Regions from separate parts of the Homo sapiens genome. Here region 1 is linked to region 2. Evidence: chromatin loops called from intact Hi-C (ENCODE). Cell type or tissue: PC-3. All regions are shown on one strand. Each heading gives the region's core, and the rest is flanking DNA. Links, peaks and the distances in the headings are about the cores only.

Evidence for each region. A loop is a pair of places that touch in the nucleus more often than their neighbours do. Peaks named below come from ENCODE experiments on the same cell type or tissue, not always from the same donor. Only the 100,000 strongest peaks of a DNase experiment are listed, where the experiment ranks them.
Region 1: it touches region 2 in a loop (2.3-fold over the local background); 3 of 110 quality-filtered maps call a loop at or near these places.

What each region holds. Positions count from the first base shown.
Region 1 is chr3:87,763,068-87,770,898 of GRCh38, reverse strand. No RefSeq gene overlaps it. Among named protein-coding and RNA genes, the nearest start is that of HTR1F, 26 kb to the left of the region's middle. In PC-3, for the core only: no CTCF peak of the experiment used is centred there; a DNase peak (open chromatin) is centred at 3,978.
Region 2 is chr3:87,346,554-87,354,384 of GRCh38, reverse strand. No RefSeq gene overlaps it. Among named protein-coding and RNA genes, the nearest start is that of POU1F1, 74 kb to the right of the region's middle. RefSeq lists an enhancer at 7,735-7,831. In PC-3, for the core only: a CTCF peak has its summit at 3,601 (motif pointing left); a DNase peak (open chromatin) is centred at 3,574; H3K27ac peaks cover 777 bases.

The sequences.
Region 1 (7,831 bases), core at 1,773-6,772, 420 kb before region 2:
ACTGGAGCACCCAGATTCATAAAACAATTACTAGACCTAAAGAAGAGATAAACAGCAATGCAATAATAGTGGATGACTTCAATGCCCCACTGACAGCATAAGACAAATCATCAAGACAGAAAATCAACAAAAGGAACACTGGACCTAAATTGGACTTTAGAACAAATGGACCTAACATATATTTGTAGAATATACAATTGTAGAATATACATTCTTCTCATCTGCACATGAAACATTCTCCAAGATAGACCATATGTTAGGCCAGAAAACAAGTCTCAAAAAATTTAAAAATTTAAAATCATGCCAAGTATCTTTTTGGACCATAGTGGAATAAAAATAGAAATCAATGTCTACAGAGACTCTGAAAATGATACAAATATATGGAAATTAAACAACATAAACTTGAACCATCTTTGAGTCAATGGCTAAATTAATATGAAAAATTTAAAATATTTTTAAATGATTGAAAATCAAGATATAACATACCAGAACTTTTGGGATACAGCAAAAGCAGTGCTAAGATGGAATTTTATAGCATTAAATGCCTACATCAAAATAATAAAAACATCACAAGTTAACAACCAAAAATTTCACCTCAAATAACTAGAAGAACAAGAAAAAAATTAAGCCAAAAGCTAGCAGAAGAAAAGAAACAACAAAGATTAGAGCAGAACTAAGTGAAATTGAGAACAAGAGAACAATACAAAAGATCCATGAAATGAAAAGTTGTTTCTTTGAAAAGATAAATAAGGTTGATAGACCACTAGCAAGATGAACCAGGAAAAGAGAAGATCCAAAATACACGTATTCAGAAATGAAAAAAGGAGACATTACAACTGATACCACAGAAATAAAAAACAATCATTAGAGACATATGAAAAACCATACATGCACAAACTTGAAATCTGAGGAAATGGATAAATTCCTGGGAACATACATCCTCCGAAGATTGAATGATAAAGAAACAGAAATCCTGAACAGACTAATAAAAGTAGTGAAATTGAATCAGTAATTAAAAAAATCTCCCTCCTCAAAAAAGCACAGGAGCAGATGGATTCACAGCCAAATTCTATAAAACATTCAAAGAAGAGATGGTACCCATCCTCCTAAAACTCTTCCAAATAATCAAGGAGGAGGTATTCCTCCCTAACTCATTCTATGAAGCCAGTATTACCCTGATACCAAAGCCAGGCAAGAACACAACAGAAAAGACTACAGACCAATATTCCTGATGAACATAGATGCAAAAATCCTAGCAAACCTAATACTAACAAACCAAGTGCAACAACATATCAAAAAGATAATTCATCATGACCAAGTGGATTTTATTCCAGAGATGCAAGGATGGTTTAACATATGCATATCAATAAATGTGATTTGCCACATAAACAGAAAACAAAAATCATATGATCATCTCAATAGATGCAAAAGAAGCATTTGATAAGATTCAGAATCCTCTTATGATATAAACCCTCAACAAACTAGGCATAGAAGAAACATACTTCAAAATAAAAACATTCATATAAGACAAACCCTCAGCAAACATCATATTGAATGGGGAAAAATTGAAAGTATTTCCCTTAAGAACTAGAGCAAGACAGGAATGCTCATATTCACCACCCCTATTCAACATAGCACCAGAAGTACTATGATTGCCAGAGCAATCAGGCAAGAATAATTCAAGGATAATTATATGAATGTTCAAAATAATAACATTCATATAAGACAAACCCTCAGCAAACATCATATTGAATGGGGAAAAATTGAAAGCATTTCCCTTAAGAACTAGAGCAATACAGGGATGCTCATATTCACTACTCCTATTCAACATAGTACTGGAAGAACCTGATTGCCAGAGCAATCAGGCAAGAAAAAAACAAAGTACCAAATTGAAAAAGAGTAAGTCAAATTATCTGTTTGCTGATGATATAATCTTACATATGGAAAACGTTAAAGTGTCCTCCAGAAGACTCCTAGATTTGATAAATCGGTTCAGTAAAGTTTCAGGATACAAAATCAATGTACAAAAATCAGTGGAACTTCTACACACTAGTAACAATCAAACTGAGAACAAAATCAAGAAGCCAATCCCATTCGCAATCACTACAAAAATAAAATACTTAGGAATATATTTAACCCAGAAGATGAAAGATCTCTACAAGGAAAACAACAAACATTGAGGAAGGAAATCATAGATGACACAAGCAAATGTAAAAACATCCCATGTTCATGCATCAAAAGAATCAATATCATTAAAATGACCATACTTCCCAAAGCAATCTACAGAATCAATGTAATTTCTATAAAAATATCAATATCATTTTTCTCACAATTAGAAAAAAGAATCCTAAAATTCATATGGAACCAAAAAGGACCCTAAATAGCAAAGCATACCTAAGCAAAAAGAACAAAGCTAGAAGCATTACATTACATGACTTCAAATTACCTCAAGGCTATAGTAACCAAAATAGTGTAGTTCTGGTATAAAAATAGACAAATAGATGTATGGAACAGAATGGAAAACCCAGAAACAAAGCCACATACCTAAAGCCAACTAATCTTTGATAAAGTCAACAAAAACATACATTGGGGAAAAGACATCTTATTCAATAAATAGTGCTGGAAAAAATGGTTTGCCATATGAAGAAGAATGAAACTGGATTTTAACTCTCACCATACATAAAATTAATTCAAAATGAATTAATGACTTAAATACAAAACCTAAAACTATAAAAAAAAGAATACCTCAGAAAAACTCTTCTGAACATATGTTTAGGCAAAAAAATTCATGACTAACACCTCAAAAATAAAGTTAACAAAAACAAAAATAGACAAATGAGATTTAATTAAATTAAAAAGCTTCTGCATAGCCAAAGAAATAACAGAGTGAACAGACAACCTACAGAATAAGAGAAAATTTTTGCAAAACTTGCATTCAACAAGGGAATAATATCCAGAATCTATAAGAAATCCAAACAGTTAACAACAATTTTAAAAATCAAATAACCTCATTAAAAAGTGGGCAAATTATATGAACAAACATTTCTGAAAAGACATAGAAATTATCAATAAGCATATGAAAAAAACTCAACATCACTAATCAGAAAAATAAAAACTCAAACCACAATGAGATACGATCTTATACCAGTCAGAATGGATATTATTAAAAAGTCAAAATACAACAGAGGTTGTGAGGCTGCAGAGACAAGAGAATACTTCTACATTGTTGGTGGGAATGTTAATTAGTACAATCTCTACGCAAATACCTAGATTAGGTAATTAGTACAATCAAAAACTATATGTTGTCAATTATAAGTGGGAGCTAAATAATGTATACAAATGAACATAGAATGCGGAATAATGGGCACTGGAGGCCTGGAAGGTTGGGACAGCGGGAGAAGGGTAAAGGATGAGAAATTATTTATGTACATTATTTGGACGATGATTATACTAAAAGGCTATATTTTGCCACTACACAATATATCTATGTTACAAAACTGCATTTGAATGTCCTACATTCATACAAATTAAAAAATAAGTTAAAAAATAAAATAAAATATATTTTAGCCATTATTTCTTTGGATATTTTTCTGCTTTTTTTTAAAATTTGATACTCTTTGCCAGGGTAGTCTATGAGACTCATTTTTGGTTTTCATTCCAACCCAAGAGGACCCTCTTACTACCCGTCTCTGTCTCTAGCTCTCTTTGTTAGATTTCTATATTTTCTATATTGGAAATGGTGTAGCTCACCACACTCATGGAGCTCCCATTATCCTCTTATTTGTTTTCAAGATTGTCCCTAAGCTTGAACTTTCCCCGTACTCTTTTCCAAATAAAGTCAGGTCTTTTGGGGAGTGTTTCAGAGCTCTCTCTTCTTATTGTCTTCTCTGCCCCTGAACAAAATCTGTGCACGACTGCTCTAAAGCTGAGTGTAGGGATATTGTTTCACTTGTCTTTGAGTGACACACTGTTTTACAAGCAGGAAACTGGTTGGAACTGCATACCTTTGTTCTTCTTAGTTTATTCCTCCCAGCATGGAAGGGACAAGCTCACTTAGACTTATAAGTGAGCTGGGATGAAGGTTAACAAGGTCTCAGCATTCTACAACTCCTGTGCCTGGGGTTTAGCTTCTGTCCTAGAATGGGGGCTAGGTCAGTTATTCTTGCCTTGGAATAGGGCTACTGTAACAGAGAGCTGGGTGGCATGAGAAACGCGGATAGCCTGCCTCTCCTGGGAGATATTCTAGATTTTAACTGACCTTAATTCTCCTGAAAGATATTGCAGCTGGAGAAAGAGGGAGTCTATGTTCTTGGTTGCTCCCGACTAGATTGAAGTTTCTACTATGCTAAGATGGAAGGGAAAGGAAAGAAATGGGTCATGGTTCAAATGCCACAAATGCTCCTTGTTCTTATTGTGTGATTATTTAGATTGTCTTGAATAAATGTTTCTTTATTTGCTGTATGCTTTTAGGACAATTTGCAGTTTTTAAACATATGCAGACACACACACAAACACATACACACACTTTTCTTTCTTTAAAAGGTATGCTTTCTTCACTGGAGACAGGATCTGTGGAGTTTCTTACACCAACATTTGGAAGATAGGCTTAGGTTTGGCAGGGAGGGGTTTGCCTCCTTGCAAAGGATAACTTCTAGACAGCAGTTCTTAAAGTGATCTGTGGACACACAGTAGTCCCTGTGACCTTTTCAAGTTTACCACAGGCTAAAATAATAAAATTGATAATAACCATTATGATAATAATGTGTTATGTTACTTTTTTCACTGTGTTGATGTTTGCAACCACAGTGGAACAGCAATGGGGGGAAAACTATGGTGTCCTGGCATGGATCAAAGTAGTGAAACTGAACTCAACTAATAGTCACTGTTCATCACCACCACTCAGTCACAGGAAAAAAATACAAGTTTTAATTAAGAATATCTTTCATGAAGCAATAAATATTATTAATTTTACTAAATCTCTAGCATTGACCATGTCATCACTTTTGTTACATACCAAAATATGACAGTTGTTCTGAGAGAAAGCATGTGTGCCATTGTTTAAATTGCAAGCTAGAATAAGTCTTTCATGAAATAAAAGTTTTTTTTAACTTGGAAAAATTAGGGACAAAGTTCGTTTATTCACATTTGATGTTTTGATGCATTTTTTGTCAAAAATGATGAAATGGGCTTGTCACTTCAAGGCCATTAAATGTCAATATTTTCTCAACAATAAAATGTGAGATATCAACATAAAATTAAAATTAGAATGTCTATCACTTTGTTATTCTAATACTTAAAGTCTTTTATCACACAATTGGTGGTGATATTAATTAATACGCTTGTTAAAAATTTAGACTAATAAAAGAGTCAACATTTTGTAGGTATGCATAGCTTAGTAAACCAATATTTTCCAAATGACCAATGCTTATAAAGTTATGACTGGGTAAAGAACTATTCAAAGTCCAAGACAGGCATATAAATTTTAGTGTAACAGAGTTTATAAAGTTCATTGACATGGTTTCCTATTCTACGTTGCAACTACCTTTTGAGAAACTATGACATGATGAGTATTGATGTAGCATTTAAAAATAATATTCACAATCATCTGAAACGCCTATTAAAATGTTCTTATCTTTTCCTACTACATACCTGTATAAGACTATCTTGTCTACATATATTTAAACCAAAACAATGTATACCTTGAATGCAGAAGTATATATGAGAATCCATTCATCTTCTAGTACTTGACATTAAATAAATCTACAAAAATGTAAAATACTTGCTTCTCATTTTGTTTTGAAAAAATATATTTTCATAAATACATATTAATTATATCTCACATAATGAATTAACTTTGGTTTTTGGAAAAGGAATTAATGTTTTAGAACTTTCGCTGCTTTAATTTTGAATACAGTAAATATTGATATTATATATGTCAATATTATACCACTCATATAAACAGTAGCTCTTTGGGTCCTCAAAAACTTTTTAAGAGTGTAAGGGGAGAGAGCTAGGGCAGGGGTTGGCAAATTTTGGCCAGCCTGCAGGCTAAATTCTGCCCTCTGCCTGTAGCATGTTTTTGTATGCCCCCAGAACTAAGTATGGCTTTCCCATTTTAAAGGGTTAAAAATAAGACAAAACAAACAAGATAGCAAAAACAAAACAAAACAAAACAAAAAACCAGAAAAATATATGACAGAGACCGTGTGTGGCCTGCAAAGTCTAAAAATACTTTAGAGAAAAATTTGTCAATCCCTTTTCTAGGTCTTCAAATTTTTTTTACATCATTTTCCAACAGTGTTTCAAATTATTCAGATATCAAATAAAACATTTTCATTCTCTTTAGAGGAAACTTCTGACAGCTAAATGGTTTTTTTTTTTTTGCAATTTATTAGTAATTTTCACAAAAATCAAGTTTTCTAGATGAGGATAGTTCCAGTCTTCAGAGTTTCTATTTTTTTTTAATTGGGTTTTTTTTTTTTCGACATTCTATTCACTGGGAAGGAGAGAGGCACCACTAGAATTCCAAATGGAATACATTTGGGATTCTAGATGTTCTACAATTAGCAGAACCATCTCACACCAGAAAAAATGTTCCCATGCCTTATAACTTTTTAATCTCTCTCATCAGACACTTATTTAGATTTGGGCACATTTTATTTCAGTGAGCCTATAGACTAAATCCAGAGTACTTATTAAACAAATCTTTGTACACAGGTTTAATGTACACTTAATTGTTAAGGAATACAATATTATTAATATATGGATACCATTCACTCATTTATTTATTTATTCAGTCATTCAACAAATATTTAGCAACTATGTGTTAGTAGTTGTCTGATGTTATGGGAATACATACGTTAACAAAAATGAAAAAGAAAAAATATTATTGCTTTCACAGAGGGAATGTATTGTCAAGATCAAGATAGTTTAAATTATGCTGTGGTGACAAGCAACCCTCTAAGCTCAGTGGCTTAACACAACAAAAGTTCATTTCTCACTCACGGACACACTGCAAGTCCATCATGGTTTCTAGAGGTGATGATATTCGTGAGTCACTCAGGAATCCAGGTTGATGGAAACTCCTTTATTCAGTAATTGTGCCTTTCAGAACATGTAGCCTCCTCCTTGAATACTTCAGCATAGGAAGAGACCCTACTTTTACTGTTTAGCCTGGACATGGTGCATGTCATTTGGACCAGAAGAACTAGTCACATGAATATAGGCCATATAAACAACTGGCCTTGCCTAACTTCAAATGATCTGCAAAATAAGGGGGGCACATTAATGTTTGCTGAGCAATAGTATCTCTGGCACAGGAAACAAAAAATAAATCACATTTTTAAAAAACCTATACAGCATACTATAGAAAAAAAAGGTCAGAGGAGAGTAGACAGTACAGACTATGATGGGAAAAGCTGGAATTTTAAATAGACAGTAGGATAAGGCCTCACTCAAAAGGCAACATAAGCAAAGTTTTAAATAAAGTAAGGGAATAATCCACGTGTCTATCTGGGAAAAAAGCATTCCAATCAAGTGGACAGCAAGTGCAAAGATGATGGACTAGAAGAGTCCTGGTATGTTAGAGGAATAGCAATGAGGACAGTCTTGCTGAAGAGAACTGAAAGGAGGAAAGCTTAGGTGAGATGAGGTCAGAGAGGTAAAGTCTGGGGATGTAGTGATTAACTTTAGTGTGTCAGGCCATTTTAGGACTTTGGCTTTTATTCTAATCTGGGAATACACTGAATGTTGTTAGGTAGATGAATGTCATATTTTAACAGGATCACAGCTACTGTGTTGAGAACAGACTCTGGAGAGACAAGGGTAGAGC
Region 2 (7,831 bases), core at 1,513-6,512:
CAGTTTCCCTATGTGGATGCTCAGCTCCTTCATACCAGTTCAATCAATTCCCTGCATTATGTTCTTCCTGTTGTAAAATCTTGAAGTGATTTATCTTTTTCTCACAAAACACTGACTCATATAATACCTAAAAAATATACAAACTGCTAGATTTGAGTCCCATTCTATTCTCATCACCCAAAATTGGTTGAGTCTAAATTTGTCATCCTCCCTACCTCCTATAATAATAAATAAATTCCTTTCTCTGTCAATGGCAAATTTCTTCACATGGCCTTTTATCGTATCTCTTCCATTTTCCTTAATTACTTATTTTTTTTTTAGTTTTAACTTTTTAAGTATGCATACAATTTATAACTATAATAAGATTTTAGCAGAATTTTTCTTCAAAAAGCCCTCCCTTGGCTCTAAATTCCTATACAGTGATTTCCTGAACTTCTTTGCTTCCTTTCTTATTAAATGTAAGCAAAAAGTTGTTTAAACTTACTGTGCCCACTTCCTTACTTTTTAGTCTGTTTCAAATTAACTTCCATTGACTGGGTGCTGTGTCTCACGCCTGTAATCGCAGCACTTTGGGAGGTCAAGGAGGGCAGATCATTTGGGGTCAGGAGTTCGAGACCAACCTGGCCAACTTGGTGAAACCCCATCTCTGTTAAAAATACACAAATTAGCCGGGCATGGTGGCAGACGCCTGTAATCCCAGCTACTCGTGTAGCTGAGGCAGGAGAATTGCTTGAACCTGGGAGGCGGAGTTTGCAGTGAGCCGATATCACGCCACTGCCCTCCAGCCTGGGCGACAGAATGAGACTCTGTCTCAAGAACAAAACAAAACAAAACAAACAAAGTAACTTCCATCCTCACCTCACCACTCTATCTGAAACCTGCTGTCAAGCTGGATCAGCCTTTAAATAATGAAACCCAGTGAATACTTTCCTCCCTACTTCAATTGCCTGTACAGTAGCTTTTGACAAATAGCTTGTTCTGGCCTCTGTTAGATATTAAGATTCCACACTGTTCTGCATTTGTTGTTCCTCTCTTTGCTTGTTTACTTGCTGTTTTCAGTTTCTCTGTCTCATTTGCTCTCTAACTCCTCAATTTAACTTCCAAATTCAGGATTTCCTACGGGCTTAGAAAAGGTTTCCTTAATCTCTGACTTTAATCTCTCATTGGGTGATTTAATTTTCTACGGGTCTGTTTAATGTTTTATTGGGTGATTCTTTTTTCATGGATTTAAATATCATCTCCATAGTGATGGTTTCTAAAATTTTAACTTCATTAACATTACCTTTCTAAGATTCATGTCAAATTCTTAATTGAAATCTCTATTTGGGGATCTCATGGACAGTTTATATTTAACTTGTAACAGTTTAAATATCATTTTTTCCCAGTCTTACCTGTCTAACTTATGTCATAAAATAAGAGCAATGTAACACTTGTAGCCCTTGTCAGAATTCTAGGAGACATATTTAAGACCCTTCTAATTTTAATCCATTAGTAATAAAAATAACATTTATTGAATGTATATTATGTGCTATGCACGACACTATGTTTACTACAGACATTATTTAATCTTCACAATCCACATATGAGGTATATATACTATTATACACCTCCTTTTCTACAGATGGGAAAAAGCTTAAGTGACTCATGGAAGGATGTTTAGCTAGTAAGTGACGTAGCCAGGATTTCAGAACAGACCATTTTGTTTCAGAGTTCATATTTTTATAGTCATTACACTATATCTCAAATTATAATAAAACTACACGTAACACATGCATAACATTTATTATGATCCAAGCACAGTTGTAAGTGCTTTAGATATATTAAATCATTTATGAGGAATATATTTTTATTATGCCTATTTTGTACATCAGGAAACTGCACAGAGAGGTTAAGTAATTTTCCCAAGGCCAGTAAATCATAGAGACAGAATTTAAAACTGACCTAGGCTCCAGGGAGTGTGTTCTTAACCATAGTGATATCCACACTTTTGGTTGACCTGTGGATTCTACCTGCAAAATCCATTTTGATGTTTTCCATGGCTAGAGAGCAAAATCATGCTAAGGTTTGTAGGAAGGATGCCAGAATGCATAACTTGTTAGGGAGCTGGAATGATAATCAAAATATTCCAGGTTGGATTACCTCAGACTACAAAGTGCAAAGAGATGTTTCGGATTGTTATTAAAATGTCTGAGTCTAGCCAGTTGACAAATGCAGGCCTCACAGTAGGAAAAACCACCACTAATTCTTTCAGCAAGCTAGGTAACTATTACAGGTAAGCAGGAAGCAACCTGAATGACTCTGTTAATCATTATGAGAATGTGAGATGGATAAGCCAGACAGAAATATTCATACTTTATAGTCTCATTTTATAAGAACCAGAAGGGTTGCAGGAGGCATCATTTTGCCAAACTACTGTGCAAGTGCCCTGGGACTAAGACCCAGATATTCTAATTCATACTCAGATGGTCTTCCTATTACATTATGTGTGCATCCCTTGGTTCCTTATTGGAGTTTTCAGAGTAAGCCAAGAAATAAGGCCGTAGATTTGAGAACAACTAAAGATACACGAAAAAGCAATGCCACATATTAAGAAACAAGGAAACTGGTATCTGGTGGTCACCTTACTAAGAAAAAATTTTGAAAGGTTAACTTCAGTATTCACAGATTTTGGCAGATAATATTTCAAAATAAATTCCTATAACTTGGAGGAGAAGAGGAAAGGAGTGGGGTTAGCTTTTAGAAAATCTATTTTCATATCATGTTTGGTTGAAATATTTTAAACTAGAATACTAATAAGCACTACTGAAGATATTTCTACAGTTATAAAATTGTATAATATAGAAAAATATAAATGTATGTGGGACCAGCTCATTTGCATGTAATTTAAATATGTCATAAGAGAGTTGAACAACAGCGAACTTCAAATAGAACTATCGGTTATACTAGAGTATAGGTACAAAATCAAGATTAATCAGGAAAAGTTAAGAAGTATCTTTATATAGACCACATTTTGTAACCAGTTAAATTTTAGAAAAAGGTACATATGTTCTCAAAGTTTAATTTTCACATTGACATATATTGTGAAAGCAAAAAGAATAAGGTTTATAGGAACATAATTGGGTGCTAAGATAGGTGAGGTTAGAGCTATCACAGATGCATAGGTTATAATTTAATGAATTCTTTTCTATATCATTATTAAAATATTTTCTGAAAAATAACGGGATTGTTGGTGGAGGACAAGAATCATCTACCAAAAACTCCTGAGCTAGTTGGTTTTCAGAAATCATAACTTTTTGTATTTGAGAAATGTAATGTGGAGCTTAATTTAAATGTTACATAATCCTCGGGGGTTTGAATAGCACCCTATAATCAGTCATATTAATATTTACATTACAGAGAAAAAAAAGACTATAAATATTCTATCGTCAGGTTAAGTCAGATTATTCCACAAAATAAGTTCAAGTTAGGTCAGATTTTGCCCTTCCAAAGTGAGTTAAGGTAACAGTTTTCAGAGCTTTAGGGTATCAAAACTGCACGAAGGCTTGAGGCACTATCCAAGAGCACCACGGTGATTAACAGTGCCATCTAGTGGCAAAGAAGTGAATCTGTGCACCCGTACATATTTGTCAATGACTATAATGCTAGTAACACTTATATTTAACAAAATAATTAATCAAGTATTTTCTCTCTGGGGATATAAAAATAGATAAGAAATTTTCCCCTACAGAGAGGAATTTTTAGTCTACGAATAAAGACATTGTGTACACATACTGTCAGTACAACATAATTAGTGTAATGGAAGATGGTAATACGGGAGAGGCTCTTACTTGGATCAACTGGGGAAACGTTTTCTGAAAGAGGAAGCAGCTGAGTGAAGACTTGAAAGTAGATGGAAAGGGGTAAGACTGCTTCTACAAAGAAAATGCAGAGAAGAAGGCAAAAACAGAAATCCAAACTGATAGAGGTATTGACATAAGATAAAACTAAACAGGACAAGAGGAAAGATTCCTGACTCATATATAGTAACTTCTTGAATGCCAAATGTTAAGCATGTTTGTTTATTTCTAGTTTTTAATATTCTATTTGATTTAATGTCACTGCTCTTTATTATCAGTCTTTAATGGAAAATAAAATTTAAAATTATATATTATGTCCTATATCTATAAAATAACTTCAGATTCTTTTGGAAATTAAAAAAACCTATTTTTTTTATAAATTATAAAAATAATATAAAGTATTATTTTAAATAATTAATCATTTGCAACTTACAATATAAACCTTAAGGTATGGGCAGTAATCTACGCATGAGGGTAAAATGTGTCTCAATTAGAGAGTTAACTGGATTATTGCATCATAACAATTTACCGTCAATCCAATTGACTCTACTGATAAGTGTTTTAAATTATTATTTCATAATTTTTCTAATAATGACTCTTTTTTTCATTTTATTTGCTTCTATTCTTATTGAGACCTATTTTACCCTCAATTGTTTTGCAATGTTTTTATGATATTTGGACATTCTGGTCCATGTTTCCCAAATTATAGCTTTATTCCAATTTTAATGTAATAAGAATATTTATTTTTCTATTTGGTGAAAATCTCTCAGACTACCACTCACGGAACTTTTTTTTTTTCTTTTGGCCTCTGTATAGATCAAACCGGAAGGATTCAGAGCCATTGCAATTCAATAGGCCCATATTAAGATACAGAAAATGCATTTGCTATTCTTCATCCTCTAGGTAGTGGCCGCAGATACCTGTATGTGGACACATATACACAAAAATGCAACTTTAATTTGATCAAACAATACTCATACTTACTATTTATAAAAATTTATAAATAAATAAATAAAAGGCAAGCAAGGATTGGTAAACAATCTACAGAGAAAAAAAAATTTGTTTAAGAGTGTGATGCCAAGAATGCTGTGTACCTTGGACAGGCAAAGAAAACTAAGTTCAGTAGAATAGTGAGAATTAAAGGCAGCCGGCAAGGAGGCCAGAAATGCCTCTTAATTCCAACTACATTTTTTTCGTACAGGTCTTCCTCCCTTTCCATGTTCTGTTATGTTTATCTGTTCACAGTCTTTCTCCAAGAGACTATGAAAGCTTTATGAAAAAGTCCACCTGCTGTTTAACTTTGTATTCCTTGTATGTGGCATAGTACATAGCATGTATGCATTTTATTTATTTGGATCTATATTCACAGTAAATAAATTCTTTATTACTTTGTGCTGACATATGTACACCCTTCCCTATTGCTGACCCGCACATGCAAGAAGCCTTAATAAGGCTGTATGAGATAGAGCAAGAACACGGGGTTCTTCAGCACAGCCCAGGAGCTGCAGTCACTTTATCAGATGTCCCTTCCTTAGTTCCTGATATCCGTTCTGATTCCTTTTCCCCCCACTGAGGCCATGTGCTTCATCGTAGGCACAGTGAAATGCCAAAACAATGTTTGTTTTACATTTGTCACTACATTGCTCGTTCATTTTGCTTAAAAATAATTTAATTTGTGAAACTGTCAAAACTACAAATTTAGTCAACATCTTAAGGCCTTATAAATTTTTCTTTTTAATTTCCTTCCATCAATAAAGAGACACAGTGTTAAAAGTCTTCTATTACTGAGATAATTTTAATAATCATTTTAATTAGAACAACTAAACATAAGTTAGCTAAGTGCATAGTGAATAAAGCAGCAAAATACTCTAAAGAATCTTATTGGGGTTGAAGAAATGAACTATAATTATCCAAAACCATGGGTTAAGAAGAAGAAAGAAAGAAGCAAGGAAATTGAAGGCAGAGAGGCCAGAATGATAGTGAAATAACCATGTTAGATGAATGTGTCTTTTCCAGTTCCTTGGGTATACAATTTTTATAAAATGTGAAAGAGGCTACATGGATGATCACAGATTTGTTCTTTTATGAAAACTTAAACAAGATCTTAAAATATTTTCCCTTTAGATACCACAATTTTTTTCTTTCTTCTTCACAAATGAGCTTCTTTGGAAATGCTGATTAATACAATAAAGACAAAATTTTATTAGTTTTATTACTACTCCTGTTTGCGTCTCATCTTGAAAAGTGGAATATGAATCATTCCTTGATCAGCTTCTCTTATGTCTATTAATGTTCAGCATCATGTCATTCCTTTGTCTCTTGGGTTATGGGACCCTGATGCTTTCTATTTCCTCTACATTTTCTTTTAGGCAAGATTTCTGTGCAGCCATAGCTTGCCACTTGTCTTTTTATAATATTTGGCAAGTGGAAATTATACATCTTGCATCTACCCTTCTCATTTCCTTTAGATTGGACCCTTTTCATCCACCATCTTTATCCTACTTTATATTGATTTAAAAGCATCTTTTCTCTTTGTTTTCCTTATATATTTTATTTTTTTGTTTTTGTACATGCAAGCATATAACTGGCTTACTTTTCATCAATTTTATGACACTCTATTTAATAATTCAAAAAGTCATCTTATGACTTCCTGAATATGGCTTTTATAATTCGACCTATCTTCTCATATCTTCTGATGGTAGTCTTTCTGTCCCTTTCTTTTAGATCTTATGCATTTGTTTTCATTTTTCTGTTACTTTTTAATCTTTTTAACCAGTGTTAGTCTTTTTTTTACCAATATGCATTAAATAATCCTGCCTGACTTCATATCTTTTTCTGTTGTGTCCTTGTTAAATTATAAAACACAAAATGATATATTCATGTAAAAATCATGGTTTTCCTTCTTCCAGTGGAAGACATGTTAGAGATGTTTATCTCCTAATATTACCTTTAAAATCTTTAGAAATATGCAGTCTATCTGTGCAAACCAGATAGTTAATATACAGATAAATATCTAACTCATTACAAATTTTTTATAAGATACAGAAAGTTATAAAAAATAAATATTTACCCCATATTTACTCATACCATTAGCTCTTCTAAAAATTTTGTAAGGAGATTAAAGTTCTTTCTTTCACCCCTCCAGTCGCACCAAGGTAAAAACTGAGAGTTATATGTACTTCCTAACTTTCTGCTTTACTTATGCAGGCATCATAATACATATATCAATATGTGTATCTATTTTACAAATCTCTTTCTAACACTTCTTGTTACATATCAGCGTGTAACCTGCATTTTTGCTTAAAATTAGTTTATTACATATGATACATTTCCTTTAAAAAGATGCATGATGTAGATGGCGCCTTAGTTTGCCTCCAGTTTTTGCTAATATAAACAATACTGAAATGGAATTTAGATATATATGTACATATCACTCTGTGTATGTGTATATGTACCTACCTAACTACATGCATATGTACATACATATATATACACATATATTCACATTCTGTTATTTATGTGGGATAGATTATTACAACAGGAATTGTTGGATAATGGAATATTTATACTTTTTTTTTGATGGAGTCTTGCTCTGTCTCTAGGCTGGAGTGCAGTGGCGCGATCTCAGCTCAATGCAATCTCCACCTCCTGGGTTCAAGGGATTCTCCTGCCTCAGCCTCCCGAGTAGCTGGGATTACAGATGCGTGCCACGACACCCAGCTAATTTTTGTATTTTTAGTAGAGACAGGGTTTCAACATATTGGCCAGGATGGTCTCAATCTCCTGACCTCGTGATCCACCTGCCTTGGCCTCCCAAGTGCTGGCATTACAAGAGTGAGCCACCACACCCGACCTATACTTCTGTATTTTTATTTTTATTTCCAACATGGTGTGAGTTTACAAATAAATATAAATGTAATTTTATTACAGTTTTATTTCCCAACTCATGTTCTCACACTGTAAATTCTTAAAGTAAGGAATTCTCACCAACTTTG